2 separate regions of the Homo sapiens genome follow, and region 1 is linked to region 2. Evidence: chromatin loops called from intact Hi-C (ENCODE). Cell type or tissue: Caco-2. All regions are shown on one strand. Links, peaks and the distances in the headings refer to the core of each region. The heading gives the core; the rest is flanking DNA.

What was found. A loop is a pair of places that touch in the nucleus more often than their neighbours do. Peaks named below come from ENCODE experiments on the same cell type or tissue, not always from the same donor. Only the 100,000 strongest peaks of a DNase experiment are listed, where the experiment ranks them.
Region 1: a loop joins it to region 2, with 2.7 times the contacts of the local background. A loop is called at or near these places in 2 of 110 quality-filtered maps.

Annotation. Positions count from the first base shown.
Region 1 is chr3:31,440,803-31,457,020 of GRCh38, reverse strand. It overlaps the pseudogene THRAP3P1. Among named protein-coding and RNA genes, the nearest start is that of STT3B, 84 kb to the left of the region's middle. RefSeq lists a silencer at 8,174-8,352. In Caco-2, for the core only: a CTCF peak has its summit at 8,321 (motif pointing right); a DNase peak (open chromatin) is centred at 8,310.
Region 2 is chr3:31,361,796-31,378,013 of GRCh38, reverse strand. No RefSeq gene overlaps it. Among named protein-coding and RNA genes, the nearest start is that of STT3B, 160 kb to the left of the region's middle. RefSeq lists an enhancer at 1-1,185. In Caco-2, for the core only: no CTCF peak of the experiment used is centred there; a DNase peak (open chromatin) is centred at 7,143.

The DNA.
Region 1 (16,218 bases), core at 3,772-11,771, 79 kb before region 2:
GACCACCTCCCCTGAAGACAAGCACAAGGACTCATTTTAAGAGGATGTTTCCCCGCAAACATCTGAGAATGCTTCAATTTAAACAGCTTAAGGTTAAAAAGACAAAACAAACAAACAAACAACACAAACAACTAACTAAAGACCCCAAAAAACTCCATGAACCACCCAGCCATAACCACCTTCCTTAATCGATCATAGGAGTTTTTCATTTTATAAAAGGATTAATAAAAATATTGAAAAAATTATTTTCTCATCTTATATTTGTAAAGACAATATAATTCATAAATTTTTTAGAAAACAGACCAGACACTGCCCTCCAGTTTCCACCCCATTGCTGGAAGGATCAGCAGGACTAGAAAGTTTGGGATACCGAAGCTGCTGGTGGAGAATGGGAAGTCCAGCCCAGAAGAAATCAGGAAATAGGGCTCAGGGGCACGTGAGGTGTGGTTAGGAGCAACCCCACGTGATACATGGCTGTGCAGAAAAGGGGAACACAAGGTGGTCAGAAAGGCCTTAAACTCCTCCTTGACATACAAAACTGGTTTTTACAAAGATCCAAGCAATTTGGTCCCAAACTGAGGTGAACACTTCAAAGTTTATTCACATGCTTTGTTTTCTCTTTTAAGAATCAAAGTTTCCCAAATTAAATGTTTCTAATATTACTACATAGGCCTAAAAAAAGAAAAGAAAAAAAAAAGAAGGGCTTTTAAAATCAGGATGGGGAGAAGAGATTGAAAATCATCAAATTAGTCTTCTTAGCTCCAAATGAAATGAAATTCAGAACAAAACTGTTGGTTTCTGATAGGAAACAAAAATTCAAGCATCGCTGTCCCGCCCTACCCTTGCCCCAATGCCACACACCAGCAACAAATGAGAAAAACAGCTAAAGCCCAATGAGTTGTGTTCTGCTCAAGAGCTGGGCCTGATCCCTGGGCTCCACAGCCAGCCTCCTCTGTCCAGTGGGAGGCAGTGCCAGGGATGACTTCCATGGTAGTACAACCTGCATGGCCGGTGAGGGGTGGGGTAGGATTTTGAGAATCATCTTGAGGTTCCTCTGTTTAGCTCCTCGCAGCCATCTTCCCAGCACCTCTCTCCCCGGGGCAAGGAATCCCATCAAGAGTGGCCCCTACTTGGTTGTGGGCTATAAATTGTCCTCTTCTCAGTTCTCTGTCCCACTCTTGTTGTCTTCAATCTGCCCTTCCTCCCCACTGAATTTGTCATGGGCCAGCTTAGGTCTGGTACTTGATTTCTGGAACATGAACCGGACCTGACCCGGAGGAAAGGCTCCTCCCCCTGGCCCCGGCTCACCCACTTGTCACTGCCTTCACCTTCATGGTCATCATGCAAGTAATGCTTCTTGCTTTTGGGTGTGTACTCTGGGTCCCACTCCTCTTTCTGGTTTCTTTTTTGAAAATCGTTGCTGTTGTTTTTATTGTTCCCAGAGTAGTTGCCTCTGCCCCAGCCTCTTCCTCTGGCTCAAAATGGAAAGGTTCCTCGAGCTCTGCCACCTCCTCTTTCACTTGGACCCACCAAGACTTTGGTCCCCAGTCTCGATTTCTCAAAGCCCGTGGTGCTTTCCTCTCTTTCCTCTGTCTCTTCCGTGTACTCTTCTGCTTTGTAGGAGTGAGATGACTGGGAGGAAGAGGAGGATCTGGACCTGTCTCTCGATCTCTGGTGCTTCTTCTGCTTCTTTGATCCTTTATGAGTTTTCTCTGTTTTCTCAGCTGACCTTTTCCTCGAGGGCCTGGAGTCTCAGGAATCCACTGATCCTCTCGATTTACCTAATTTAAGATCTCTCTCCTGGCTGGGAATGGTGGCTCATGCCTGTAATCCCAGCAATTTGGGAGGCAGAGGTGGGTGGATCACTAGGTCAGGAGATTGAGACCATCCTGGCCAACATGAAATATAAAAATTAGCTGGGGGTGGTGGCACATGCCTGTAATCCCAGCTACTTGGGAGGCTGAGACACAAGAATCACTTGAACCTGTGAGGCAGAGGTTGCAGTGAGCCAAGATCATGCCACAGCATTCCAGCTTGGACGACAGAGTGTGACTCTGTTGGAAAAAAAAAATCTCTTACGACGTTCAATATCAAGGCTGAGATCAACAGGATCATCTTTGTATTTTCCCTCAGCGTTGTAGCCAGGTACTGGGGGAAACGTCTATTCTTCTGTGTATCTCTGGGCTTTTCTTGTTTTTGGCTGCCGCCTGCTCAGTTAGTCTCTTTAGGTATTTAGTAAAGCGTTCATGTAATGTCATTCCTGAGGACCCAAAGTGATGCTCTTTAACATGGTGAATAATGGTCACTATATGTTGGGCAAACAGTTCTGAGGGGCTACGCTGAGACTGAGCTGACTGTATGTGCTGGAAAATGGAACAAAACTCCTGTTCCTTTTTGTTGCTATGGACTAGATCTTGGCAAAGCTTGCGTTCCCGAGCCAATAAGCCATTGGGTCGTGCAAAGTCCTCATCAAAAGAGTCCATCCAGACATCGCCCTGTGTCTCTCGAGTAATGGAAAAGGAAGACTTCCCTGTGGAAAAGTCTCCTTTCGCTTCCAGCTTGTCTCGGCTCTCAGAAGTCTTTCTTGGGGGAGGCAAAGAGCTTTTCTCCCGGACCGCTTTGTGAGCAGTCACTCAGAAATTCCTCTCAGGCAGAAAGCCCTTGTGCCCACCTTTGGTTCTCTTGCCCCGATCCTCCTTTTTGGATCTCTCTGGGAAAGACTCCTCCTCCAGCTCCTCTGTTTTCCTCTGCTTTTCCTTCTCTGGAGGTGCATATACCAGGCCCTCCCATTTGCCTGACTTCTCCTCCTCCTGGTTTTCGTTTGCACCTATGACTTTAGACATATTTTGGGTTCATCATCATCAAACTCAGATTCCTTCCTTCCCTTAGCTTTGTCCTTATCTTGATCATCCATCTCTTCCTTGTGGAAGTCAGCCATCTTCTTCTCAAAGTCACTTCGGAGCTTATGCCTTTTGAGAGACTGACTGCCCCGAAAAGGCTTCTCAGAATCAGTTTTGGGAGCAAAAGAATCAGATTTCATTTTTCCATCACCCAAGTCTGTGTCAGAGAAGCTCCCTTTTCTCTTTTATTTTTTCTTTATCTGTATTTGTTTGTTTCCGTTCCTTATCTTTTCTATTCTCTGTCTTCTGCTCTTCTAGGTACCTCTTTGTACAGGCTGCTCCTCCTGGAGCAGCACTCTCCTCCTTCTGAGATGAGACATATGTGGAGCCAATGGATGGTAAATTCTTACCCACAGGGCTGTTTTTGGATGGACTCAGGGACCAAAGAACCACGGTCGAACTGAACTTGGTGTGTCCCAGGCTGATACTCAGCACCGCTTGGCAGAGTTGAGCTCATCTGGGATGTGCTGGAAAGTGGAGGACTAGGTTTTGGCACGGGGCTAGGAAGGAGTGACCGCTGCCTCACCACCACAGCCTGGAGGGGGCTTTTGAGAGCTGAGCTTTGCTCCCGAGGACTCAGCTCAGAAACTGCTGAGGCCCCTGATGCAGAACCAGTGCCGTAGGTGGCATCTGGCCATGGCTTCGAGCTCTCAGATGCTTTTGTATCTTGAGAGGTGCCTCCAGAGAATGTCTGCTCCCTGGCCTCATCTCCCTGGTTATCCCCGGTAGCCTGAGATGGCCGGCTATCCTCGGAAGAGGACTTTTCTCCTTTGCAGACTTGCGCTTAGAAGATTCAACTCGGCTATGGTTGGAGGAAGAACGGGAAGATGAGGAGCGCCTTGACTGGTCAGAAGACGACTTATCAGAGTTTCTAGAATGGCTCCTGGACCTTGGTGAAGGGGACCTTCTCGCTGGGGACCGGGATCTTGAACGGCCCGTGTGCTTGCCGGCAATTCTGCCAATTTGAGCGGTAGTTTCCATAGCCTCCTCCGTTATACTGGCCCCATGGATAAAAGCCTCTGTTGCGCCCACGGAAATAATAGGGCCTTCTATATAGCCTTTGTTGTGACCTCGGAAATCCCGATTCGGTTATACTCTTGGGTGGTTTCTTTCTCTGTTATGAGCTGGAGAATATAATCTGGAACGAGACCTAGAACTCAGCCTGCACTTCCTTGAACCAGAGACAGATGGCCTTAGGGACCGAGACTTCCAACATGAACGAGAACGAGATCTTGATGCAGATCCTGAGCGAGGAGAGCGAGATCCAGACTTGGATTTGTTTTTGACAGCTCTGAAGAGAGGATCACTTTTCAATTACACCTTATTTGAACAGTGATTCGACTTGCACCGGATCCCAGACACTACCCCAAAAGAACACTTGCAGCACCAGTGGCTTCGTCAATTTACGAGTCAGGATACACTTCTGGGCCTGCCGCGGCGATCACCGCTGCAGCTCGCAACGGCACAACCAGCCAGAACCTCGCCCCCGGTATTTTATATTTTTATAGCTATTGTAAATGTGATTGCCTTTTGATTCTCAGCTAGATTGTTATTGGTGTATAGAAATGCTATTGATTTTTGGACATTGTTTTTGTATCTCGCAACTTTACTAGATTCATTTATCAAACTAAGGGTTTTGGTGGTGTTTTTAGGTTTTCCAAATTACACAGAGACAATTTGAGTTCCTCTCTTCCAATGTGGGTGTCTTTTATTTCTTTCTCTTGCCTAATTACTCTGGCCAGTACTATCGGTACTATGTTGAATAGGGTGGTGAAAGTGGGCATCCTTGTCTTGTTCCAGTTTTTATGGGAAAGGCTTTCAACTTTTCTTCATTCAGTATGATGTTGGCTGTGGGTTTGTTGTATATGGCCTTTGTTATTTTGAGGTACATTTCTTCTATGACTACTTTGTTGAGGGTTTTTATCATGAAGGGATACTGGATTTTGTGAAATGCTTTTCCTGCATCTATTGAGATGATCATATGGATTTTGTCCTTAATTCTGTTTATGTAATGTATCACATTTATTGATTTGTGTATGTTGAACCATCTTTGTATTCCCGGTATAAAACCCAGTTGAGTGTGGTATACTGTCTTTCTGATGTGTCATTGGATTTAATTTGCTAGTTTTTTTTAATTTTTGTGCCTATGTTCATCAGGGATATTGGTCTGTAGTTTTCTGTGTTCTGTTGTGTGCTTGTCTGGTTTTGGTATCAGGGTTATACTGGCCTTGTAGAATGAGTTAGAAAGAATTCCCACCTCCTCAGTTTTTTGGAACAGTTTCAGAAGGATTGAGATTAATTCTTCTTTGTATGTTTGATAGAATTTTACTATGAATATATCTGGTCCTGGGCTTTTCTTAGTTCAGAGATTTTTTTGTTATGGATTTAATGTTCTGTGCATTATTGGACTGTTCAGGTCTTCTATTGCTTCCTGGTTCAATCTTGGGAGGTCGCATGCTTCTAGGAATTTATTAATTTCCTCTAGGTTTTCTAGTTGGTGAATGTATGGTTGTTCATAATAGTCTCTGATGATCTTTTGTATTTCTGTGGTATCATTTATCATGCCTCCTTTCTCATTTCTGATTTTATTGGGTTTTCTCTCATTTTTTCCTGGTTAGCATATCAAGTAGTTTATTGATTTTGTTTATCTTTTCAAAAAACCAACTTTTTGTTTCACTGATCCCTTGTGTGTATATATGTATTTTTGGTCTCTATTTAGTTTAGTTCTGCTCTGATTTTTCTTTTTTTCCTTCTACCAAGGGTTTGGTTTGTTCTTGTTTTCCAGTTCCTTGAGATGCATCAATAGTTTCTTTATTTGGAGTCTTTCTATTTTTTTTTTTTTTTTTGGTGTAGGCATTTATTGCTACAAACTTCCCTTTTAGCACTCTTTTGCTGTATCCTGTAGGTTTTGGCATATTGGGTTTTGATTTTTGTTTGTTTCAAGAATTTTTTTATTTACTCCTTATTTCTTTCATTCAGTCATTCAGGAGCATGTTGTTTAATTTTCATGTATTTGTATCATTTCCAGAGTTCGCTTTGCTATTGATATCTAGCTTTATTTCATTGTGGTCTGATTTCAATTTTTTGAAATTTGTTGAGACTTGTTTTGTGTTCTAACATATGGTCTAACCTGGATAATGTTTCATGTGCTGATGAGAAAAATGTGTATTATGCAGCCACTGGATGAAATGTTCTGTAAATGATTTTTAGGTCCTTCTGGTCTAATGTGCAGTTTAAATTCAATATTTCTCTGTTAATTTTCTGTCTAGATGAACTGTCTCATGCTGAGAATGGGGTGTTGAAATTCCTATCTATTGTTGTATTGGAGCCTGTCTTTTCTTTTAAATCTAATAATATTTGCTTTATATATATGGGTGCTTCAGTTTTGGGTACATATGTTTAGAATTTTTATATCTTCTTACTGAATAGATCCTTTTATCAATATATAATGAGATTCTTTGTCTCTTTTTACTGTTTTTGATTTAAAGTCTGTTTTATCTGATATAACTACTCTGCCTAATTTTGGTTTCTGTTTGCATGTAGCTTCTTTTTCCATGCCTTTACTTTCAGTCTGTACATGTTTTTACAGATGAGATGAGTTTCTTGTAGGCAGCCTATACTTGAGTCATTTTAAAAAATCCATTGAGCAAGTCTATATTTTTTTTTAAGTGGAAAGTTTAATTTGTTTACATTCAGGGCTATTACTGATATATCAGGGCTTATTCCTGTTATTTTGTTACTTGATTTCTGGTAATTATATATATTATTTTTTCCCTTTATTTCTCTGTTATTGTTTACTATTGTAGTTTGTTGGTATTCTACAGTGGTAACATTTGCTAATTTCCTCTTCCTTGTTTGCTTGCTCTATCAATGCCTTTTATATTTTTGAGTGTTTTCATGATGGTAGCTATTAATCTTTTGCTTCTGAGTATAGAACTTTCTTAAGCATTTATTGGAGGGCTGCTCTAGAGGTGATGAACTTCCTCAGCTTTTGCTTGTCTGGGAAAGACTATTTTTCCTTTATTTATGAAAGATAAATTTTCTGGACATAGTATCCTTGGCTAACAGTGTTTTTCTTTTAGTGCTTTGAATATATCATCCCATTTTCTCCTGGTCTGTAAAGTTTCTGCTGAGAAATTAGCTTTTAGTCAGATAGAGGGTTTCCTTTATAGATGATAAAATGTTTTTCTCTTGCTGACTTTAGAATTTGTACTGTCACTTTGACTTTAGACAGCCTGAATTGCAATAGGCCATGGTGAAGTACTTTTTGCATTGTATTTTCTGGGGATCATTGAGACTCCTATATCTGGATATTTAAATCTCTTCCTAGAATTGTGAAGTTTTCATTTATTACTTTGTTAAGTAGGTTTTCTAAGCCTTTCAATTTCTCTTTACCCTCAGGGATACTAACAATTAATACATTCAGTTGCTTTTTGTAGTCCCAAGTATCTCAAAGGCTTTGTTCATTTTTTAAAAAATCTTTTTTCTTTATTTTTTGCCTGACTAGATTATTTCAAAATATTTGTCTTCATGTTCTGAAATTCTCTATTCTGCTTGGCCTAGTCTATTTTTGAAACTTTCGATTGTATTTTGTTCTTGCTTTGATGACTTTTTCAGTTCCAGAATGTCTGTTTTTTTCAAAAAGATATTTATCTCTTTGATAAATTTTTCACTTATTTCCTGAATTGAGTTTTGAGCTCTTTGTATTGCTTTTCATATTTCTCTTGCATCATTGAACTTTTAAAAATAAATATTTTGAATTCTTTATCTGGCATTTTGAGGATTGCTTTTTGGTTAGGATCTATTGCTGGAGAATTATTGTGTTCCTTTGAGGATGTCATATTGCTTTTTCATGTTTCTTATGTCTTTACAGCATTTGCTTCTCTTTATTTTTGAATTTTCCTTCACTGGGGGGGCTTTTTCCTGAATATGTGACTATGATGTTGGTTGGGTTTGCTTTTGGGTGCATGGAGTAGGGAAGACTACTATAATTTCATTGGCTATAAATAGCATCAGTGGTATCTGTGGTTTCCTTGGTGTGTTAGGGTGCGGTTATTGGTGGAGGCTGTGGTGAACTTGTGCTAGGGTCTGGAATGCCAGATTGGTCTGTCTTTAGCTTTCAGTGGGGCTAAGCATGTCTATCCTTGTGTTCTGTGGCAGTGTATTCTGATACTTGTGTTGGTGGTTCCAAGCAGGCTGATTTTTGGGCTCTGGGTGCCTTTCTCAATGCTGGTTGTGGTAGTGGTGGACTGGTTGGGTGAGTAGGCTCTTGGGTTCCTGGGCAGCCACATGATGTGGGCAATGGTGGTAGCAGTAGTGGTGAGATGCTCTTCTGATTCCCAAGTGCTGTGCTTTTGTGTTGGCAGTTGCAATGGGCCATGCAGGCTGGCTTCTGGGCCATGCAGGCTGGCTTCCAGGCCACTAGGTGGTGCTTGCAGGTAGAAGCAAGCACCTGCAGATACTTGAGGTGGTAGTGATATGTTGTTTGTGTCCAGCCTCTGTCCCCCAGGATAAATGCTTAGGTGCCCCAGGTGGTGGATTGGGTTATGGAACCCCCAGGACCATGGATCCTGCACTCTGTCTCAGAGGGTGGGGTGAAGCCAAGCAGAGCCAGACCAGGCAAACTTGTGCACAGGTCCCCCAATGATGAGTGCATGGACTAGCTGTGATGAGGAGTTGGGGGTGAGGTGGGTTGATCCTTGGGCCCTGGAGAAATGCTTGGGTGAGGGGCAACCACCACTACAGTGAGGTCTTACCATGTGGTGGGGGTGGCCAGTCCCAGCAGTCTCAGCAGCCACAGCCTTGGCCAGCAGCTGGGGGACTTATGTCCTTTTCATGCCCCAGTGCTTGTGGGGCTCCCTCCCCCATCCTGGCTGTTGCAGCTGGGGGATCCCTCCCCCATCCTGGCTGTTCAGTCAGACCTGGTAGTTCATGCCTAGCCTGGAACTCAGCGCTGGGCCATGGGGGCCCTCTTCCCAGCTCATGTCCAAGTTTCTGCAGCAACTCTTGTCTTACTCAGGACAAGTGGAGGAGTTGTCCACATGTAGCACCAGCAGCTGCAGCCCACAGCACACTTGCTTCTCAGTCCCGTTTGCAAAAGCCTCCCCCACACCCCTACCTAGGCCCCATGCCCCACTCTGGAAGCAGCAGCCTGAGTTTCCCCAATGCCCGGGACTGGTGCCACTGGTTTCCAGGACTGAGCATAGTCTGTTAAAAGCAAGGATCAAGAATGGTGTTTTATTGTAGCTCCTCAGGTCCCAGAAAGAGTGTGAGACCCAAAGTGTGTTCCCTCCTTGGGGTTCCTTCCTACAGTCTCCTGGCTGCTCCCAAGTCAGAATCAGGGCTTAGAAGACTCAAAGTGTTTCTCCTATGGCTTGGATAGTACAGTTCCCAAGTGAGAAGGTAAATTGTAGGAAGACACTCACTCACCTTCCCCTGTACTGAGGGATTCACTACCAGTTCCGGGCCAATCCTAGCCACAGAAGCTGCACATTTTCCTTCTCCTTCCTAGATTTTAGTGTTTCCTATCATTTTTTTTTTCTGTCAGACTCCCACATTCCACCTTGGATAATGTGTTTAAAATGTGAATGTTGGCGGGGCACAGTGGCTCCTGCCTGTAATCCCAGCACTTTGGGAGGCAGAGATGGGCAGATCACAAAGTCAGGAGATCGAGACCATCCTGGCCAACATGGTGAAACCCCGTCTCTACTAAAAATACAAAAATTAACTGGGCGTGGTGGCAGGCGCCTGTAATCCCAGCTACTCAGGAGGCTGAGGAAGGAGAATCGCTTGAGCCCGGGAAGCGGAGGTTGCAGTAAGCTGAGATCGTGCCACTGCACTCCAGCCTGGCGACAGAGGGAGACTCCAGCTCAAAAAAAAAAAAGACTGTCTACATATTTTTTGGTAATTCTAAGTGGATGAGGCATGCTTACAATGCCTCTAGTCAGCCATCTTAAAAAACAAAACAAAACAAAACAAAAAAACACCTATACTGTTAAGATAGTCTCTTAGAGCTTATCCTAAATGTGGGCAATATTCTCAAAATTGCAATAGGTGAGAGAAGGCATATGTAGTGACCTGCATATAGCACTCCAAGCTTTGGTTATTGCTGTTTGCTCCTGATAGGGTCCAAAAGGGGCTACATTAGACAGGAAATTCAATTTTTTCTTTTTGCCTTTCACATATCTGCATTTTAATTTGAAATTTATTCCATGCTTTCTTTAGCTGGGTGAGTGTGGATTGCCATATTTCATCAAAACTAAGACACTGTCAGTTTTAAGGTCTTATTTTATTTACCATTATTTTATTTACCATTATGAAAGGAAAAAACCTGCCAATTAAACGATGACAATTATAAGACATATCACCATTTCAGAGATGTTACTATGTTATAATTCCTGGCAAGAAGGGGAGGTACAGTGTTGAAATGCAACATTTTAAGATTGCTGCCTCCCATGAAAGAGGAGGCTGTTATTTCTGGGATGAGATCAAGTTTCCCTTGAACTGTTTTTGCAGGTTATCTTCTCTACACTTGGCGTTCATGCATGGAAGAGCAAAACCTGGTTCTGTGTTAGCACATATTTTGTGTTACATTGATCTCTATCTTGCTAATTACAAAACAAAGTTTTATAGAATAAAAACCAGTGATTATAGAAACCAAATTGAGAATCAGGACTAAGGATAAAGTTTAACAAGAAAATGTAATTACAGGAAGTTAGAACACTCTCTCCTCTGTATCATTTAAAGATTAAGAGACTCAGCAAGAAGAAAAGGGAAAATTTTGTCCTATTGATTGTGGAATTAGCCAGGAAAAGTGTCTGTGAGTCCTTTATACTCTGAAATATTATTCTACACTATGGAACTTTAATAATCAGATTACACTCTTGAAGTTTAATAAATGGCACTGAAAGTTGTTTTTTCCAACTCAGGTGCGAATATAACCAAGATTGTTCTTTGTCCCTAGTAAAGAGAAGGCTAGATATTACTATTTCTATAAAACTGTAGTAGGATTTAGAAATAACATTTAATATGCTGTAGGCCATAAGGCAAAGGGTACACAATGACTGGAATTAATTTTTCTAAACTGAACTAGTAGAGTATATGTATGTGACTTTTATTCAGACAAGACATGTAAAAGAAGCCTCTCCGCTCCTAAACCTAGAGCAACTGGATTTGAAAACCAGATTTGCAACCCATGTTATTTGATGGCAGCTATAAGATTTTGGCCCCAGGGCAAGAGGTGATTTGGTTAAGGGTTATTTATTTTTTGCCTTCACAGGATACCTTGTGGTATTTTCATCCTCTTTTTCCCACACACAGTCTTCATGGCTTGAACTACTTACAACAGTGGGTTTTTTTTGTTTTTTGTTTTTTGTTTTGAGATGGAGTCTTGCTCTGTTGCCAGGCTGGAGTGCAATTGTGCGATCTCGGCTCACTGAAACCTCTGCCTCCTGGGTTCAAGTGATTCTCCTGCCTCAGCCTCCTGAGTAGCTGGGACTACAGGTGTGTGCTGCCACGCCCAACTAATTTTGGTATTTTTAGTATAGACGGGGTTTCACCATGTTGGCCAGGATGGTCTCAATCTCTTGACCTCGTGATCCACACACCTGGGCCTCCCAAAGTGCGGGATTACTGGTGTGAGCCACTGCACCTGGCCAGAACAGTGGTTCCTAACCTGGACTCCACATTAGAATTAGCAGGGGAACTTTAAAAAAATACTGAAAATATCCATGCATACATCTTATTCCAGCCCAGTGAATTCAGAATCCCTGGAGTAGGTCCCAAACATAAAGGTTTTTTTTTTTTTTTTTCTTGAGCTCCGAAGTGTTTGTAGTGAGTATCCCAAATTGGGGATCCCCTGATTTAGAGTTATAATGCTTGCTCCTGGGGTTTTGCAGATGTCAGCATGGAGACTTGGATTTAGTCCACATTAGTAACAAACCTTCCTAGAACAGGAGGCTGAAATCTTTGGATTGAAATAAGCTTTATCTTAGGGTCAGGTTTCCCAGAGGCAAGACTCTGAGATGAGAGTTTATGTGTAGGTGATTTCATTTAGAAAGTGCTCCCAGGAGAAAGCTGTAAAAGAGCAAGGAGGACAGGGAGCGGAGTGTAGTAACTGGTTTTTAAAGGTGGCTGCCTCCCATTCGTTTCCTCCATGTTTGCACAAACCACTCCACCCACCAGGGAGGGGTCTATTTCCCCTCCCATCAGAGTTGGCCTTATAACTTGCTTCGACAAACAGACATGGTAGAAATGATTCTGGCCTAATTCCAGGCCTGTCTTTTAAGATGCCTAGCAGTGTCTGCTTGTCCCCAGCAGTAACCAGTTGCCATGTAAGTAACCCGACCACCTGAGACCACCAAGCTGTGAAGTTTGAGCTAGCACCATGGGGAGGTGACATGGAATAGAAAACTGAGGAATCCAGCTGGCAGTGAAAACCAAAGCCCCAGATATATGACACCAGTCCAGCCAGTCCAGCCAGTCCATCCAGCCCCTACAGTTGTTTCAGCCATCCCAACTGAGGTCCCAAACATCATAGACAGAGACAAACAATCCCTGCCATGCCTTGTTTGAATTCCCAACCAAAAGAATCATGAGCAAATACAATAATTGCAGTTTTAAGCTTTGGAATAGTTTGTTATGAAGCAATAGAAAATTGAAATTTGGGGTAGTTTCACAGTGATAGAAGACTAATGTTTGGGTGGCTTATTGTGCAACACTAGATACCGGAAATAGGAAGAAACCCCCCTGCAGGGATAAAATTTCAAGCAAAATCCTGTGAAGGTTATCTCCAGCCTGATCCCATTGGGAAAATCTGAATTATGTCTCAGGATTATCCTGATATTAGGCTTTCATATTCCTAGTTATTGGATGAGGCCTACTATGTGGTCAGAAACAGCGGCATAAACTCCCAGGTTTTTCTCGCTTTCTGAGGAGCACCGGCAGAATTAACCATCCCTCAAAGGACACCTGGCCTGTGGCAAGTGCCACATCATCATATCAGAGCATGTGGTAGTAACTGTCTTCTGATATTATTTCTCAATGTTTTGCAGAATATGCAACCCAAGCAAGAAAAAAAAAAACCAGAAAAGTGAAAAAAAAAAAAAAGAAATACAAGTATCTTAGGCATAAAGTTCAAATTTGATCAATAAAAGGGAATGAAGACTTTAACAATAAAAAATTATGGGAGGAACCTTTGTAGATAGGGGAACAGGTAGGTGCGGTTTCTTTTTGCAAGATAGGAAAAATAAGCCACGAAAAATACTGCAGGTAGAAGATGCTTGTGTAGCAAAGCAGAGGAAAGCAGCTTTGTGACAACGCTGAACATTTCCTGCTGTTCAGAGAAGCATGAAGTGGGAAGATGCTAAATTGTTGGCAGGTGTGTCTGATAGTAGTGTTGGCACACCTAACTTCATAATTTCTGACCTAGTTGAAGAAATGCCTATGATCTTTTTGCTGGGTTTAATTATAGCCTAAATATAATCTACTTCTTTAAAAAGAAAAAATTGGTTAGAATTCAATTATTGTTTCTGTGGAGAGAATTAATTTTCAACAAAGTGTTATAGAGAATCTGTGTTGGCAGTTCTGGGAGGAAGACCTCATTTTCTAAATGCAAATTTTGGCTCCTCCTGTCTTCTTCCTTCTACCTCAACACTTAGAAAACTACCAGAAACAGGTTTTTTTTTTTTTCTGTTAACTCATAAAACAGTAAGTTTTGTGATATTCTTTTCTAGGTAGATCTTACATTAGAACAGAAAAAAATTCTTCACTAGGCATGTGGTTTTATACTTGCAGATGTTTGGAATGGATCATCTTTATGTGCTCATTCATTAAGAGCTAATCTATCCCACTTGCTGATATATACACACACACACACACACACACACACATACACACACACACACAATTTCAACTCCTGCTGTGCACTACAAGCACTGCCTTTGGGGGTTATGCAGGGTGAGGTGACAACTTTTGGCAGTGCCAAAAATGCTTAACTGCTGAGGTTAAGCTAGAAGCTCTGGGTGAATGTTGCCTCAAAATGGCTGCTGGCACCCAAGCCAAATTAGCCAAGGAATCAATTACCCTCAGGTGGCTGCCACAGAGATATCACCACCAAAGCTGCTGAGAGAAAAACCTCTGGTCAAGCCAGACTTCTGATGATACAAAGGAACAGAATACACATCTATCTCCTGGGTCATTGTTTCCCTTCCTCAATTTTCAGCCTGCGGGACACAGGCAGTTTCAGCTGGCCCCAAGTTAGCAGCCCTTCCAGCACCTGGGCATCATTTCCTCTATTCAGATACCTTATCTGGAAATAATGAAAGTTTAATACGAGGCAATCAGACCCCAGGGATTTCCAAATGATACCTGATGGAAAGAGGTCTTCTGGGGTCACAGACACAATCACTGCTTCCTTCAGACCTGTGATTGCTCACTGCTGGGGATGATTGGGATTTGCAAGTTGATTAAAGCTGGAGATTTAGTGTCTGAAATAGAATTTCTCAGATAATTGCTGGAAATTGGCCAATGCCTTTGTTGCACTGAGCTCCACATAGCAGATTATATGCTCTCGGACTTAAACCAGATCCATGAAAGGGATCTCAAGGAGGAACCTTCAGAACTGGTACTCTGTCTTCTGACATGCAGAACAAGACGAGAGAGGATTGGATGCTTCCTTGGGATTGGGTGCTGAAGAAAATGAAATCAAAGCAAAGATTTCCTTCTGGAAACAATTTCAAAGAGTAGTCCATTTCTTTCTCCAGCTGAATCTTTTCTTTGGTAATTTCACAGTTTTCTTCATGTAAATATTCATGTCTTTCTTGATTTTTCCTGCACAAAAACATGTCTGCCTCTTACAGTAGGCCAGGACCTGATTAAAACAGTATCCCAGAAAAGCTATTAGAGCTTATGCTTCCAAACCAAGACCCAAAACATCTTTGTGTAGTGCCAAAGTTGAAAATGTTGTGAAGTGGTATGCTTGAAAGATTTTTTAACAAAATTATACCACCCAAGATTGGTGAGAGGACCTGGAAAAATGTACTCCCATACTCTATAAATTCTCCAAGAAAACATTTTGGCAACGTTGACCAATGGCCTTAAAAATGTTCATGTCTTTGGACCCAATACTTCATCTAGGACTTAATCAAGGACTTAGTCTTTAGGAAATAATCAAGGGTGTGAACAAAGGTTTAGCTTGTTCCATCTTTGCTGGTGCCTGTCTAGCAAGAGCATGTCTAGCAAAAGCATGTCTAGCAAAAGCTTGGCAATAGCGTTCAATTTTGGAGGACTAGAGTAGTGTATATCCAATAACAATAAAGATGGAAATGTTAACAGTGGTTGTCTTCACATGGTGCAATTACAATTTTATTTTGCTTATCTGTATTTTCTAATTTTTCTTCAGTGAATATGTTACTCATTTAGAAATATTTTCAAAAACTCCCTTTGAACTGTAATAGTTTTGTTGCAGAAATTTGTCTACTGACATGAAAAAATGTTCACAAAAATAATTGATGTAAATAAAATGGTATTAAACTGTACGTAGTATGATTCCACTTTTGAAAAAGAGAAATCAATGTATTCTCTTTGTCTTTTTCTCTGTCACACACACCTGGAAGTGCACACACCGGTATATTTCAGTGGCTTTCTGTTGACGGAGAGATAATGTTAACTTAATTTTTTCTCTTTGCTTGTTTATATAATTTATAACTTTTCTTCGGTGAACATGTAATATTTGTATAATTGAGAAAAAATAGAGTATAATTTTACATGCAATAGACAGGAGGCCTTATGTGTGTACAGATGCTCTCAACTAAGATTAAGATTTTTTAACTTTAAAATGGTGAGAAAGTACTACACATTCAGTAGAAACCTTACCATTCTGTTTTTTACTTCCAGTATTCAATAAATTACATGAGATATTCAACACTTTATTATAAAATAGGCTTTGTGTTAGATAATTTTGCACAGCTGTAGGCAAAGGTAAGTGTTCTGAACAAGTGCCGGTACCTTGATTTCAGCCTTATGAAACCCAGGCCAGAGACATCAGTCAAGCCAACTGAGAGTTCTGATCATGAGGTGATACATTTGTTGATGTAAGCTGGGAAGTTTTCATAACCAATAGAAAATGAAACACATGAAAAGTAAGTTTCACTCCCATCCTTGTACCCCAGCCCCATGTTTTCCTTTCCTGGAGACAAATTCCCTATGTTTAGAAGGAAAAAAAAAACCAGAAAAAGGAAGGAAGGAAATAGGTCTATTTTGGGAGGTGTTTGAAGCAGAGATTTTATTAGGGAAGAGAAAAGAGTAGGAAGAATATTTC
Region 2 (16,218 bases), core at 3,959-11,958:
AATGAAAGAATGGCTTTTGAGGCCATGTTCGTCTTATATGACTCTTCCTCTCTGGCTACAACTGGTTGGATGGACTGGGATGAACTTGATTGTCTGGGGAATTTGAACTAAGCCCCGCAGAGACAGGGTCTGTTACTCCAATGTATCTCACCCCCTAAATAAGTGGAGTAAGTATTCATGTGCTTGTGTAGTCTTCTTCCTTTGAATCTGGGTTTTAACTAAAAGAATGAAGCAGAAGTGTCACTGTGTCAGTTTTACTAATGTGACCATGTGTTTATGTTTACAGTTAGGAAGGACATTAAAATGTAAAATGGGGCTCATGGCATGATAGGGTTGATATGATGATTAAATATGCTTGTATTCATGAAATGCCATGTCTGATTCTTGCTATGTGCCTGTTACTTAACAGGGGCCTAAGTAAATGTGAGTTTCATTTGCCGGGTAAATAACTGGAGACTGATGGCTTTCTGAATTTTTCTTCAAGTAGTGATGGTTATTGACTCAATTTCCTTAGACTAAGTATAGCTATGTGCACAGTAGCTTATCAGGAATTGGATACAGTCTGTGACCCCAGAGAAGTGGTGGGGGAGAAAACTCATAAGAAGATCAGACCAGAGCCCAGGCTATATAAGTACAGTGAACCAACTGAGCTAACCATGAGTCACGGCTCAAAAAAATTAATACCTCATGAGTCAATCCATGGCAAACTTCAAAGGCTGCTCACAGAAACCTGTTTACCTTCCCTGCCACCACTTGAGAGAACAAGGTCTTGCGTTTCTTAACTGCCAGCCCTAGAACCAAAGCTTAGTTCTTTGATCCTGTTGTGTACTCTACTACCTGGTGGAGTTATGTCACATGTGATACTAATGCCTAATATGTAACTGAGCACTTCCCATGAGGCAGATACCGTTCTAAATACTTGATGTGTATTAATTCATTTCAACCTGCCAATATGCCTCATGAGACGGGTATTAATAATATTCTCATTTATAGATGATGAAACTGAATTAGAAGAGTTTAAATGACTTTACTTCAAACAACAAATTAGTAGCAGAACTTGAATTTGTCTCAGGCAGTCTAATCCAGGATTTGTGTTTTTAACCACAATATTATACTGATTAGCTACAGGATGAGAAATGTCAGAGTTAAAATTATTTTGAAAATATAATTATTTTGGTTTCACAAATTGCAGGTACACAGAAAAATTGCAGTACACAGAGTTCAGCTTTGTTGACTTCAAAGACGAGGTGTATTTCTCTTCTTACTACTTTCAGGACACTGAAAAGAATCATGTCTACGAGCTTCTCCCCTGCTTCACTTTGTGATGAGTCTCTGCTTTCTAGGACAGGAACATTTCCTTTCAGGTTCCTGCACTTGAATATCTCCTTCCCCTAATTTATCGTCCTGAATGGATGGTCATGGTGACATCTACAACCTGCTTTCTGTAATTCCTATTCTGATTAGCTAAAATATAGGTATTGTTTTCTATCTTGTTTATTTTTACACAAGTTTACCTATATAACAAACCTGCACATGTACCCCTGAACTTAAAATAAAAGTTAAAAAAATTTCCTTCATTCACATTCTTTCCTCTACAACCTTACTTCCCTATTTTTCTGTTTTCTGTTAGTCATTTTCTGACATTTTGAAAATTAATATTTATACTACCCACATCTATGTTTGATTTTTATAAAATGGCCCTTGTCATGTGCAATTGAAGAAGTGGACTATTTGTTACACACCATTTACCAAGGCTTTATTTTTCTTACAATTGCTTGCTCTTGATGGGCCATTTATTCATAATAGAATGTGGACCTCTTTTAATACTTTAATATCTAAAGACTTACACTGAATTTTCTCCACATTTACACTTCCTGGAGTCCTCTGAAATTTTCCATATCTTTTGGTACTTCACACAGGTGAAATCTGGGGACCAAAAGAGATACCTTTTCCCATACATCAGGCAAATATCTCTTTTCCTATCATGTTTGCTCACAGAATGAAACCTACTCTCAAAATCCCTTAGCTCTGTTCTGAGATCCCTGATAAACTTCGATGGTGTTGGAAATCCATCAATGTCAGCCTCCAAGTTTTCTACTAATGCTTCTAGACCATGTGGCCTCTTAGAAACATCCAACTGATATACAGCAACAACATGCAGGAAGACAAAGGCATCTCCAGTGGGACTGAGAGCAATCTTAACGCAGTGAACAGCTTGAGATTCCAGATTGCGGTGTTGGCATTGGTATCCCTATTCTTCCCTTCAGAAGAAAATATTCTTAAAATGGGCAATTTGTAGGTAAGTATCTTGTTTGGGGTCTCTAGAAGCAGAACCTGAGGCAGAGATTTGGGTACATGTGATTTTCTACAGCATGGATATTTCCTTTCAGGTTCCTGCATTTGAATATCTCCTTCCCCTAATTTATCTTCCTGAGTGAACAGCCATGGTGATGTCTATAAACTGCTTTCTCAAATTTCTCTTCTTTTCTCCTTCCCTCTTTGAGGGAATACTCTTCAGGAACTACCTGTTTGGGAGTGAGGAAAGCAGGACTGGAAGGCAAAGAATCAAGCAAGGCTACAGTAGTCCAGGTTGGCTTTTATCCATGCGGGCTCTGGAGCATGCATGGTGCCATGGAGAAGCGGTTGGACTCTTAATTTTTTTTTTTTGAGACAGTCTTGCTTGTTGCCCAGGTTGGAGTGCAGTGGTGTAATCATAGCTCACTGCAGCCTTGATCTGCTCACCTCAAGCTAGCCTCCCAGCTTAGCCTCTTGAGTAGTTGGTACTACAGATGCCTACCACCATGCCTGGCTAATTTTTTTTTGATTTTTAGTAGAAACAAGATCTTGCTATGTTGCTTAAGCTGGTCTTGAACTTCTAAACTCAAATAATCCTCCCACCTCAGCCTCCCAAAGTGCTAGGATTCCAAGCATGAGCCATTGTGCCCTGCTGGGCTTTTTAATTTATTTATTCTTATATCACTTATTAGTTATTTGCCACTATCTGCCTCCTCCCTTGGTCACGTAAACTTCTAGGCATCTCATGGCCAGCTATTCTCTTTAGTCAAGTACAATTCTCTGGCAAAGTTTACTCAGGTAAGCCGCTAATGGCACCATTTGCAGCACCTGGGAGAGGGGCACACCAGCTGTTAAAGAGTGTCCAGTGGATCTCATACAGGGTCTATCGCAATAGGTAAGAGTACAATGATTATTTATAGCTCAAACAAGACTCATTTTTTTTTTTCCAGTATGCAGGAAATTTTCTGTGCCATGTTGTTGATTGGAGCTTCATTCTACAAGTGTTCCTGTTGGAGTTAGGAATGTGTTTGGCTGCAATAATAGGCAACCTAATTAATACTGGCTTAAACAAATAATGATTTATTTTCCCCATGCAGTTCCAGATTGAACAAATGCTATGAGGGACACAGGCTCCTCGAGATTTCTCTGGCATCCTTAGAATGTTGGTGTCATCCCATTCATGCTCACCTAATGCTGCATTACCCCAGGCCTCCTCCATGTTGCAGGCAGAAAGAAGTAAGAAAGGGAAGTGTTGGCACCAACAGGCTTCCACTTCTGCTTCATGCAACATAACTATGGTATATGGCTACTCCTGGCTGCAGGAGAGGCTGAGAAAACCAGCTTTTGGTTTTTATAGCTTCAACAGAATGGAGATAGGCATGGGATAGTGAGATTGGAAATGAAAATCTGTCTAGTTCTTCTGCAGTATCTGCTACAGAACCTTTATTTTTTAGCATTATTTTCTGAGGAGTTACTTATTGACTACTAAGGGTGTGATAGTTTCCTTTAGGCAGAACAAGACAAGCTAGGAGGCATTGGGGAGCTTGCCCTCTAGGGAGGAAAGTATACCAATAAGTCAGAATCCATTCAATGTGACAAAGACTCTGAGAAAGGCATGACTTTCCCATATAAGTGAGAACACAGAGGGTGGACTTGGCCAGTTGGGCTGAGAGAAAGCAGTTGATGGAGACATATTGGCACAATATGTCTGTGTGTCTAATGTGATTGTGGATGAAGAATAGCCGGTAATTGAAGATAATTCTTACTTTGTAGCTTCAAAGAATGGATGAATGGTTAGCTAGTGAATATAATTGGATTCTGAAGTGCCCCTGTGGGGCATATAAGAGGAGCTATCTAGTATGCAGTCAGAAGAATAATGGTTAAAACTAACTCAGCCCTCACTACGTGCCAAGCTCTTCATATGGGTGAACTCTCTTAACTCTCACATCACAGCTTGTGCTTATTACTATCATCCCCATTTTACGGAAGAGCAAACTGAAGCTCATAAAGGTTAACTAAGTCATCTAAGGTCACACAACTAGAAAGTGGTGGCACCCAGATTTGAGTGCAAATATTCTGACACCAATCTCTGCTCTTAACCACTTATTAATTCAACAAATATTTAATGAGCATCTATGATGGGCCAGGCACTGTTCTAGATGCAGGGGATACAGTGGTACAGAAAGACATACTTTCTATCCTTATGGAGCTTTCATTTTATTGTAAATAAAACCCCACAATGTTATATAATAAGTAAATTTTATTGTAAAAGAACTGATTTTAAAAAGAACTGATTTTAAAAAATGTATAACTATTTTATAAAAAACATGTAGTAATAACATATATATAATAACAGTTTGATGTTAGTAGTGATACCACTATCACTGTACCACACCGTCTCATGACAGAAATGGAACCCAAAGTAGCGGAATCGGGGTGGCAAAGAGCTTGGCCTGGAGTCCGTGCAGGGATAGGTGGATGACACTGCTGCAAATGGGACTACAGAGAGGAGACTTGCTAGAGCCAAGTTTCCAGAAGCGAAACCTGGCCCAACAGTGCTGGTTTTGACCAGTGCTTCATCAAGAGCAGATCAGAGGTAAGTGTACGTGATACTGCCAAGGCATGGTGGCTCTAGGGCAGTGACCTGGCCCAGACCCAATTCCAAGGTTCTATAGTACTGACAGAACTGGCACTAAGCTCTTTTTTTCCCTGAAAGTCTGACATGTAGTTGAAGATATGCAGTGAGGTTCTGAGTTGGCTTGAGCTATCTTTTTCTGTTTCCTCTCTACTCTCAGGGGTATGGTCAGAGACAGGAATTTATATGGTGCTGTCTTTTGAGAGGCTTTTTGTTAATTACATGAGGTTAGATCTCAATACAGATTTTAGAGACCTAAGCCTTACAGTCCCACAGAGAAGGGTCATGGGTTTTACCAAACATCATAAACTTGAATTGGGAGCTTTTGTTAAATAGGGGTGGGACATTTTCTTGGGATGAAGAAAATAAATAATTACTGCCCATCAGAATAAAAGAAGACAATATAAAGGTCTGTCTTCATAACACTTTGTGTTTAATAATCAGGTTTGCTCAGGGAATTAGGAGGAACTGAATTTATTTAAATTATGTGTTGATCTTACTATTAAAATAGGAGCAAGTGGAAGAATGAAATAAAAATAAAGGAAGACATCTGATTAACGGGGAGAAGGGAGACGTTTCTTTAGGAAAATGATTAAAGTCTTAGCATATAGTCTAGACAAATATGAAAGAGAAGAAGTTCTTGGAGGCCAAATTCGACATATCTGAAACTGGACAGGAGAAGCACATCTATCTAGCTGCTCCTGTCTGATGAAGGGATTGCTATACAACTGCTCTAAGATCAGAAAAGATAATTGATCTCAGGGAGGAGATGAGTGTGATTCTCTAGAGGGTTCCTGAAATTAGGAAACTATTGAGGAATATCTCTATAAAACTGCAGATAGATATTCCCTAATAAGAACACATGGGTAAGCACCCCTTGAGGACTGAGACAGCTACGCACAATATTTGGACAAATGTGAATGAGGAAGCCTGAGAAGCCAGGATAAAATACTGAAGGCACTGAGTCGCAAATTGGAAAATTGTACAGTTATCATAGATGGGGAAGCAGGAATTGCCTGTGCCTGACGAAACCTGCCAGGAAAATTTATGGAATTATGATCCCCCCCAGGGGAACTCACAGGGCAAATAAGATGTACTACTAGAGAGCCAGGCAAGATAAAAATAAATTGAGGTCAGTCCTGAGTTGGATATTGATCTGATGAGATGATGCCTCCTGAGTGGTATTATACAACTCAAGCAGGTGAAGATAAACAAGCTTTGTTTGAAAATGGCATGCTTTGAAAACTGTTCATTCCTTGACTTGGCATCAGACACTCTGGAGAAACCCAAAAGAAAAAAAATCTAGAGGAATAAGTTAGAAAGACAAATGTCTGGGCCAGAAAAGCAATGTGAAAGCAAACAGAAGGAAAGCACCATTCCAGCAAGCAGTGTTCATACTATTCTCAATAGGGAATGATAAGGTCAATTAAGAAACAGGCCAGACTGCTGAAATCTCAGCTAAGATTCAGATGGGAAAAGAAGGACACAGAATAGTGGAGGCCTATCACCCCTGCTACGGTTGGAATGTTTATCCCCTCCGTAACTCATATTGAATCTTAATCCCCAATGTAGCAGTAAAGGCAGGGCCTTTAAGAAGTAATTGGGTCATGAGGGTTCTGCCTTCATGAATGGATTAATCCATTCATGGACTAATGAATTAATTGGTTAATAGATGAATGGGCTGTCATGGGAGTGGAACTGGTGGCTTTATAAGAAGAGGAAGGGAGACCTCAGTTAGCACACTCAGCCACCTTGTCATGGGATACCCTACACTGCCTTGGGACACTGCAGTAAGTCCCCACCAGCAAGAAGGCCCTCACCAGATTCAGCCCCTTGATGTTGAACTTTCCAGCTTCCAGAATCATAAGAATTTTTTCTTTATAAATTACTTAGTTTCAGGCATTATGTTGCAAGCAACAGAAAATGGACTAAGACAATGCAGAAAATACATGGAACTGAAGGAAATGTTAAAGGTCTGGAACTTTCAAAAGCAGAAGAAAAACAGGTTTTCCACGAGCATAAAACTGAGATATGGAAGCGATTTGTTTGTTTAGTGACTTTCCTGAACTAATTTGGTAAAGTCTACATTCTTTATTGTGTGTGGCTGCTGAAGTCTTTGCTCAATGAGCTTAGAGATTAGCTAATGATTGCATAGAGACTTCCTTCAATGCTTTGAACCAATAAATTTCCCAGCCTTTGCAGAGGAACTCTGTGTGCATATCAGGACATGCTTTCAATGCTCAAGCAGTAGCCTTTACTTCAGACTTCAGCAGAACTTCAAGATAAGCCAGAGATGAGAGTTTGGAGTGTTCTCAAGGTTTTTTTCTGGCTGTGTGTGCAGTCCTGGGCATGTGGACAGCCCTGAACTTATGAATGGGCTTCTAAATTTCCAGGATGTTGTCAGCGCTTTTCAAAGCTCCTTATGGACTTTGCTTTTCCTTTTAAGTTTCTTGGTCAGTTTGTTGATTGCCTATTATTGCCACCTCAGGCAGCTGTGATAGGAAACAATTGCTGCTGATTGTTTTTGCTAAATGTCCTCAAGGAAAAGGTTGTTCACACTAAGTGAGCTCCAGTCAGGTCATATAAAGACCTGCTAGTGAGAGTTTCCAAGAAACTGCCAGAGAGGTCAAATAATGACAATTCTCTGAATTGGTGATTTTGGAGAGTGCCTGTCTGCTTCCTCCAGTGGCTGCTAGGCTTCTAGTTTTTGCTGTGATTACAAACTGTTTATTTTCAAGCCTTCTGGGTAGCTAGGAGAGGGGAATGGGAATAGGGCAAGTTAAAATATCACATAGCTTGCTGTTCTTACTGAGTCAGCTCTTTTTCTTGAATAAACACTCCTTGGATTGTTATGAGCCTTTGGTTAATTTCCAGAGTTCTGAAAAAGTTGATTTTTACAATTTGCTAGTGTTCTCATTGCTTTTATGGAGAAACAGATTTTCAGAGGTCCTTATTCCACCATTCCCACTGACATTCCTCTTACAGAGTTGTTTTTCCAGTTCCTGAACCATGTGGCTAAATCATTAGCCATTGCTCAAGAATCGAGGTGGATCCATTTCTTTTACCATATTTCTGTCTGGCAAAGTGGATATCAAATGTGCTATTAAAGTTTTGCCCAGGAATGGATTCTTCAATATTTTTCACACTTCAGAGTGAGTCAGCAATATTTCCTTCTGGCTCAGGCTAGAATACTGTATAGACCATCTGTAAACCAGACCTAAGTTTTATCTTCCTTAGTCAAATAGTCACAGGAAACTTCCATGGGGCTGTTGGTATGGATTGAGCATAAACAACAATGCAGCAAGAGTGGTTACCATGGGAGTCTAAGCCCATGCAACTTACTTGTGGCTTCAAAATCTGGTTGAGCCTGATCTTGGATAAACCACGTGGATTGCTGCTGTGTACATCCAACTTTACAGTTGGTGGGTCAGATAATGATGAGAAGTTAATGTTGGGTAGGTCAGACACCAAGGTCACTTGATACCCCTTGGTTGGATGCTCAGTCTCTATTAGGGTATATTAGTGAGCCAAAAGCTATGTCTCAAAATCAGAATAATTATTGACTGAAGAAGGCAAGAAAGCATTTTAAATTCTGTGAGTGTGTCCTTGAATTCTCCTATTGGAGTTTACCAGAAGTCTCATTGTGTTTCTATTTGCTACGGCACCCTGAGTACCATTGTAACTGCTGGACCATGTGGCCCAAATGGCAAAACACTTTGTATTGCATCCTGTACTTATCATATAGCTTTCTCTTGCTCTGGGCCCCAATAAATAATGGCATCCTTATGTGTTATTTTATAAAGGTAACATGCTGTATTTTGCCTCTAAAATTTAAAAAGTCCCAACAATTATTGTGGCTCCTTAGTGGTGGGTTGCACGAAGTATAGAAATTTGTCTTTCACTTTAAAGGGACTATGCCACCATGTCCCAGACCCATGCATCCCTGAGAACATCACTTAAGAGATACCCGGCTCAGTGGGATTTATCTTTCATCCCCTGACATGCCTGTGTCTTACTTAGATTATTCCAGAGTAGAAAGTACTTTTTATTTTCCAATTTCAGGCAAGACATCATCAATATAGGGACCAACGTGGCACTCTAGAATGTCTGGATGATCAAGTTCCCTCAGGCTAGATAATGAGCAGGAGAGTTAATACAAACCCGAGAGTATGTACTGCTGTACAGACTGCACATCTGTACCAATGCATGATCTTTTCTTAACCATTTAAGAAATTTAAATCAATGAATTATTTTAAAAAGGTAACACAGGTGTATGATGCAAAATTTAAAATGTGCAAAAGCATTGGCAGATGAAAATGGGTTTCTCTGCTACTCTACCCCCTCATCACTCAGTTCCCCTTTCTAGGGGTAACCAGTATTTTTAATTTTTTGTCTATCTATCCATAAACAATGCCTTAAAGAAAAGAAAAATACATACACACAAATACATAGTTATATATGTGTATATAAACATAACTGTCTATATATACAAACAGACACATACACACATACATACATATCTTTGTAGTACAACACCTTGGAGGTCATTCCACACAAGTTCTCGTAGAGTTCTTTATAATGGTTGAAAAGTATCCACTCAGTGGATATGCTTTAATTTATTTAATCATTTCCCAGTTGAATTGGATAGTTTTCCATTTTTTTCACCATTAAGAGCAGTGACAAAATGGATATCTTTTATGTATATGTCTTTGTGCACATACATGCTTATATCCACAGGGTAAATTACTTTAAGTTCATCCATTTATTTTTAATTTAATTTGAATTCTTTTTGAATATGTTAAGTTCTATACACACAAATGATTATATCTACAGGGTAAATTCCTAAAAGTTCATTTATTTCATATTTAATTTCAACTCATAGTGTATATTTAAGCCTCCTTAAAACCTTTTTGTAACATTATGTGGTATAAATAAGCAAAATACAAAGAGTGGGATCGGTAAGTTCGTAATTTATCTGTGTGTGTGTGTATATGTGTGTGTGTGTATATATACACACACATATATATACACACACACACATATATATATGACACTACAGCTACTAGTTCTGTAATATTTGCTGAACTGTTTGCCTCTCTTTCCAATAAAGATACTTTATCACAAGGTTAATAAGAATTTCAACACAGTAAATGTTTATGTTAGACCAATAAAACACATTGCTGGGTATCTTTCATTAAGCTTTCTGGATCTATTCTCCATGTTTTCTACCTTCCTCTGTGTGAGGCTGAGAGGCTGACCCATATGGTCTATACCAGAGGTTGACAAACTTCGGTCTGCGGGTCAGATCTGATCCATGGTGTCAAATCCAGTTACATCCATTTAAGTATCATCTATGGCTGTTTTCATGCTACATCTGCAGATTTTAGTATTTGTGACAGAGACCATATGGCCTATAAGCTTAAACTATTTGTAATCTGGCCATTTACAGAAAAGGTTTGCCAGCCCCTGGTCTATATCATTGGCTCCCTTGCCCTCTAGGTTCTGGTTAGGTTTATCACTTTGGAGCATGGCAGGAGTTTGGAGGGAGAGAGAAAGGTGAGTTGGGGACTTTATTCCAGTTGCCTTCTTGTGTGGTTGTCACAGGATGGCTCCATTTCTGGATTGTAAATCTCAGCTTCTCTCAGAAGCCTCTTTCCAGTCAGCCCTCTCTGCCTTGGGGTTCTGGTAATCTCACCCCAACCTACCCCTTCAGGCCCAGGGATATGCCGTTTTGCTGTCACTGGTCTGGGGCCCTGCACTGTCCTCTGTGGTAGCCTTGCCCATGCCTAAACAAATAGCCCTTTATTAAGCTATTCTTAATTTCTCTTTTAAGAATACTGGGTGTTCTTTCTGGGACTCTGATACAGCAGGTTACAATTTTATGGATATATTGTCCCCTGAATTTTATGAAAAAAGGGAAAATACTGAAAATAATTTCACAAAAACGGTAACAGTGGTTATCTGTGCATAGTGAGATATCAATGACTTTTATTATATTCTTCTTGCTTTCTGTGGAATCTATATGAGGAAGAATTACTATGTTTGTTCTAAGGATAAAGCTAAATAAAGAACATAATAAAAGAAAAAAAATGACTGGACTCTTTGCCCTCTTTGCCCTCTATAGTTACCAGACTAGCTATGTCCTGAAACTCAGTAGTAGACGTTGCTTTTCCTGGAAAGCAGCATACAGAATGGAGAGGGCACTGCCTTTAGAATCAGCAGGCTTGCTCTGTCACTCCGGGTTTGGTCATGAAAACAAGCAGAAGACCCATATACACACATTCGTGTGTGTGTATGCTTGCGAATACACCTACACAGAGCTGGAAAGTTGTAGCAGCCTTTATTTCAGTTGTTGAACACTAACCTTGCATAATCTGATGCATGTGTGCCTGCTGCTGTGATGGTGCCCATGTTCGTTGAAACTTTCCCCATTGGCAGTGCTAACACCTGCCTGGGCTCCCAGGTTATAGCTTCCCAGTTCTTGCATGCTCAGTGATTAGTCTTCAAAGCATGACCCTCTGCCCTCTGGCTTGGTCCTGAGGAACTTGCAATGTTAGCTATATGCTATTCCAGATTCAGCCTCCTCTCAAGACTCTTTGACTGTTGTTTGAGCTTGGATCACTGGCTCAGAGTCTCAGACTCCCCAACTGTCCCTCCACTCCTGTCAGGTTGCCCTTTGGGGTACTGGTGGCAATTTATACTTGCAGATCTTGGTCAAAACCACTCTGACCTATCCTGACAGGCTTCTTTAACTTTAAATTCACAGGAGCAGTGGTTGGGATCTGTTTTTCTTTCTCTCCAGAAGATCAAGAGTTCATGCAAATTGGTTGGGGTGACCAGCTATGAATAAAAAGAGGCCTGCCTGGGCACGGTGGCTCATGCCTGTAATCCCAGCACTTTGGGAGGCCGAGGCAGGTGGATCACGAGGTCAGGAAATCGAGACCATCCTTACTAACACGGTGAAACCCCGTCTCTACTAAAAATATAAAAAATTAGCCGGGTGTGGTGGCGGGCGCCTGTAGTCCCAGCTACTTGGGAGGCTGAGGCAGGAGAATGGCGTGAACCCGGGAGGCGGAGCTTGCAGTGAGCCGAGATCCCGCCACTGCACTCCAGACTGGGGACAGGGCGAGACTCCGTCTCAAAAAAAAAAAAAAAAAACAAAAAAACAAAAACAAAAACAAAAAAGAGGCCTGCATTTGTTAGGCCAGAGAAAGTTCTACTGTGATCTTTTCCCAGGTCAATGATCTTCATTAAGCATTGAGCTAGAAAGAACTGAGCTGACAGGTGTTGAGGTGGTCCATTAAAACAACAAGCCAAAACCAAAGCACCTGTAAAGCCTTTAGCCACTTACTGCAAAACTGTAAACAGGACCTGAACATGAAAGGGCTCCAGAACCCACCCCCACACCTTGTTCCATTTTTGAGTAGTGTAGGTGGGAGGGTCAGGTGGGTTGGCACAGATGTGGGGATCATCTCACTGTCATGGGGAGCTGTGAACAAAAAGCTCCTTCAGTTTTGTGGATGTGAAGGCTAGGTGAAGAAGGAACGAAGGAAGGGCTATGAGTGGGAAAAATATGGAATATTGAGTCAAATGTCTTTGAGGCTCACCAGATAATGTGGTCTTAGCAGAGGTGCCTGAGAAAGGCATCAGTGGAGGTATCCTCTGATAAGGAGGCCTCAGAATGGAGATGCCTGGGCTAAGAATGTTGATTTTTTGCATGGCCAGGCCTCTGAGTTCTTGGCTATAAATCTCTCCCACTGTGCCCAAAGTCTGGAGAGGGCAGCTTTCCCCCATGAGGCCTATGAGATGAAAACTTTGTAATTGCCTATGGGCAATTTGGCTTAAAAAATCACACATAGGATTTTGACCTGGAGCCAACTCCTCAATATCTACTTGCCCTACGCTGAAAAAACTAAGAAAGAACATGCAAATGACTGCTGTCTGAGCAAAGCTCTGCTTCAAGGTGTCTTGACAATGTCTGCCTCTCTATACTCCAGAAACAGATCTAGAGACAAGAATTCAAGGACATGTAGGTTCTTTTAGAAGTGAAGGAAAACAGGGGAGGAGGGAAGTTGGAAATGGCAAGGCACCAGGCTAAGTGCTTTTTGTTTGTTATCTCTGTTTTATTCCCATTCACAGAAGTGGAACCTAAAGCCTGAGAAGGTGAAATGGCTCCCCCAAGGCCCATAGAAAGGAAGTGGTGAAATTTTCTCTGATGACAAAGACCATTCCATAACTATATACTCACTAATTTCTGACCCAAATACAAAATAAAAAAGAATATGCAAATGTCAAGTTAAAATAAGTGCAATAGAGGTTTGTTTTTTTTTTTCCTAATGTAATGCATTGGTTAAAAGTTGATTTTCATTTCATTTTTTAAACCATATGCATTTATCCTGGTTACAGTAACTCTGGAAAGTTCATAAGAGATGACTATGAGTCTCTTGAGTACGTAACCCCCTCCAGGAGAATGCATTTAGCTAAAAGCATGAAGAGCATGGAGAAAGAATGGTAAAAAGGACCATGTTGAGGTGAAAAAATGCTGATGATGGAGGACTAGAGGCAGAAGGAAATTAAAAGAAAGTAAGAGAGAGAAATGAGGGAGAAATTAGGGCACTAAGAATGTTTATGTATATCCCCACAAAAAGCAAAATGCCATGGATTTCTAGGGTATAATATAGTCTCAAAAAAGTGCTGAGTCATAGCCATCTCTAGGAATAAGGATTAGTTAGCATAGACAGAAAGCATGGATGCCCTTGAAAACCAAGTGAGGTGCCATCATGGAGATTGCAATACATGGTGTGCTTACTCTATGAGCTTTTGTTGCATGTGGATAAGAGCTTACATTTGGGCGAATGGGTGGGTTAGCTAAAATATCAACTAAGATTCATTTCAACTTTAATTCCAACAATGATTTCTTATAATTTAATATTTTCAGGAATTTGCTTAGTTTCTTTATTCACCACTTCCCTCTCCCAGTTATGTTTCAATTACTCCTTCCCATGACTCTCATTTTCAAATCCCCCTCTCCCCATGTAGTTTTTGGGGGTATGGGCTGCTTCTTCCATTTAAAAATATTTTCCATTGTTTCAAGTTCTGTATTATATGTCTATTTCTCTTTTAATATTTTCCTGTTGAGTGATTAAGGTATGACTGCTCAGAGTCAGCTATGTTTTTTAATTATTTGTGGAGCTTCCTGATTGCATAGAAGACACATTTCTGTGAAGGGTCAAGAGGAAGAATTTAATTTAGCAAATATTTATTGAGCACTGGCTATGTACAAGCTGAGACAGAGGCTTCAAGGAATCTCCAACCTAGTAAATGAGATAAAATGCAGCACTAGAAAATTATTACGCATAGGAAACTAGTAAAACCAAGATTCAAAACAAGCTGGAAAAGCAAAGAAAAAGCAGAACTTGAGTTTTCAAAATGATAAAGCATTGAAATAGTCATCCTCCAACATTATTCATGCTTATAACTTATGCTTAACTATTATTTTTATTTTTATAGTTTTGTCTTTTTACATTAGGGGAGCATCATAATCTTTTCAGAGATTTTAGGACATTTAAAAGTCCTTATCTGGCCATGATTATAGGACACAAGGGTACCTATAACAGTTCTCATCTTAATTTCAAAGCACCATATAGTTTGCACAGTTTCCACACATATCACTCATCTTAGTAGTATTCTGAGAGAAGCAATGCAGATGGCATCCCTATTTCACAAATAATGAAGCTGAGTCTTCGAAAGATTAGTTGGATTGCTCGTAGCTAGTATAGACTAAGATTTTTAAGATCAGACCTTAAGGAAAGGTCCAACTGTGGTCCAAGGGAAGGACCAACTGCTCCTGAGAGGCCCCATGGTGGTAGAGGGTATGTTGGAGGCAGACTTTAAGAAACAGCCAAGTCTTCCAAAGAAAAAGGGGTAAGAAGGGCTTGTCAGGGAGGGGTGATCACATTGGCAAAGAAAATTAGGTGGGAAGTTACAGGGCTTGTTAGAGAAAACAAAGAGCAGGAACTATCAAATGACTGTCGTCACGTCTTTTAAAATTACCCTCTAATTAGAGCCATCTTTGACCGGTTGACTTCCCTCTTGCCCTTGTTCACTAGTGTGGGTTAAGAAGGAGGAGGAGGAGGCAGAAGTGATTGGTGGAAAGCAAACTAGATTTATTTTGTCATGGAGTGAAGAGCTAGCCCCCAAAGCAGACTCTGTGGCTCTTCTCCATTCTATTTTCATTCTAGTATCCACCCCCCACTCCCTGGCCCTGTTAGTTCAGCATCTTCCCAGTGTTTTTATAATTTTCTCTGCTTCTGTACATCTCCATTAGTGACTCTAAAAGCATTAAGAGAAAATCATACCACACTTGAATAAAAGTGAAAGAAGCCCCTGAATCCACTGAAAGATTGTTTTTGTTTGATGGAAACTTATTAAATAAGGCAATAAGAACAGACCCTGAATCACATCAATTCCTTTGGCCTTTCCCAGTAAGTTAAAATCAGGTACAGCGATGATTCCTGTATATAGGTTTAGAGACAAACCAACTAAGGAAATATGCCAATAGCTTCTGCTCTTCCATCTGGTTGCTTAAAATTAAGTCATCTGCCTAGATTTATCCAATGAGGTACTCATGTAAACAATCTTTGATTCAATGGAAAGTCACTGAGAAACTACAGCATATCAGAAACATTCTTCTTTCAAGAACCATGCAGTCTAGTGTCCCATAAGGTCACAGCTGCCTCATAGATGCATTGGTGACAGCCCAAGTTACAGTCTGAGACTCCCAGGGATGAGAATTGAATGACATATGTTCTCTTAAGAGCTAGATTTTCCATCCACTTTCCATGTTGACTAGTATATAAGGCTGGACGTCTACCTTGGAGCCTATTGCCTCCCAACTCCCCATTTGTACTCACCATCTCCATCCAAGTCTGGGGCTTGTCCTGAACTCAGGCCACTTCCCTCAGTACCTGCCTTGCCCTCATGTGTAATTCAAGAGTCAGATTTTTCCCACATCCGCTCTGTGCTTTTGTGGATATTCTCATTGTGCCTTGTTCCTAAGTTGTGACAACCACTTGTCTGTCCATAAAACTTCAAACAGTCCTAACCAACTACAGCCCTCATTAAATCATAACCACTAAGTCAAAATTTGTAATGTAGTAAAATAATAGACTTAGTCTTCATTTTTTCAAAGTCAGCTGATAAACCAAAGGAATTCTTTTTTTATGTCCCTGAAAGGAATTGTTAAGGAATGTGATGCTCAGCGTAGTCAGGGGTCACTGTCTTCTCTG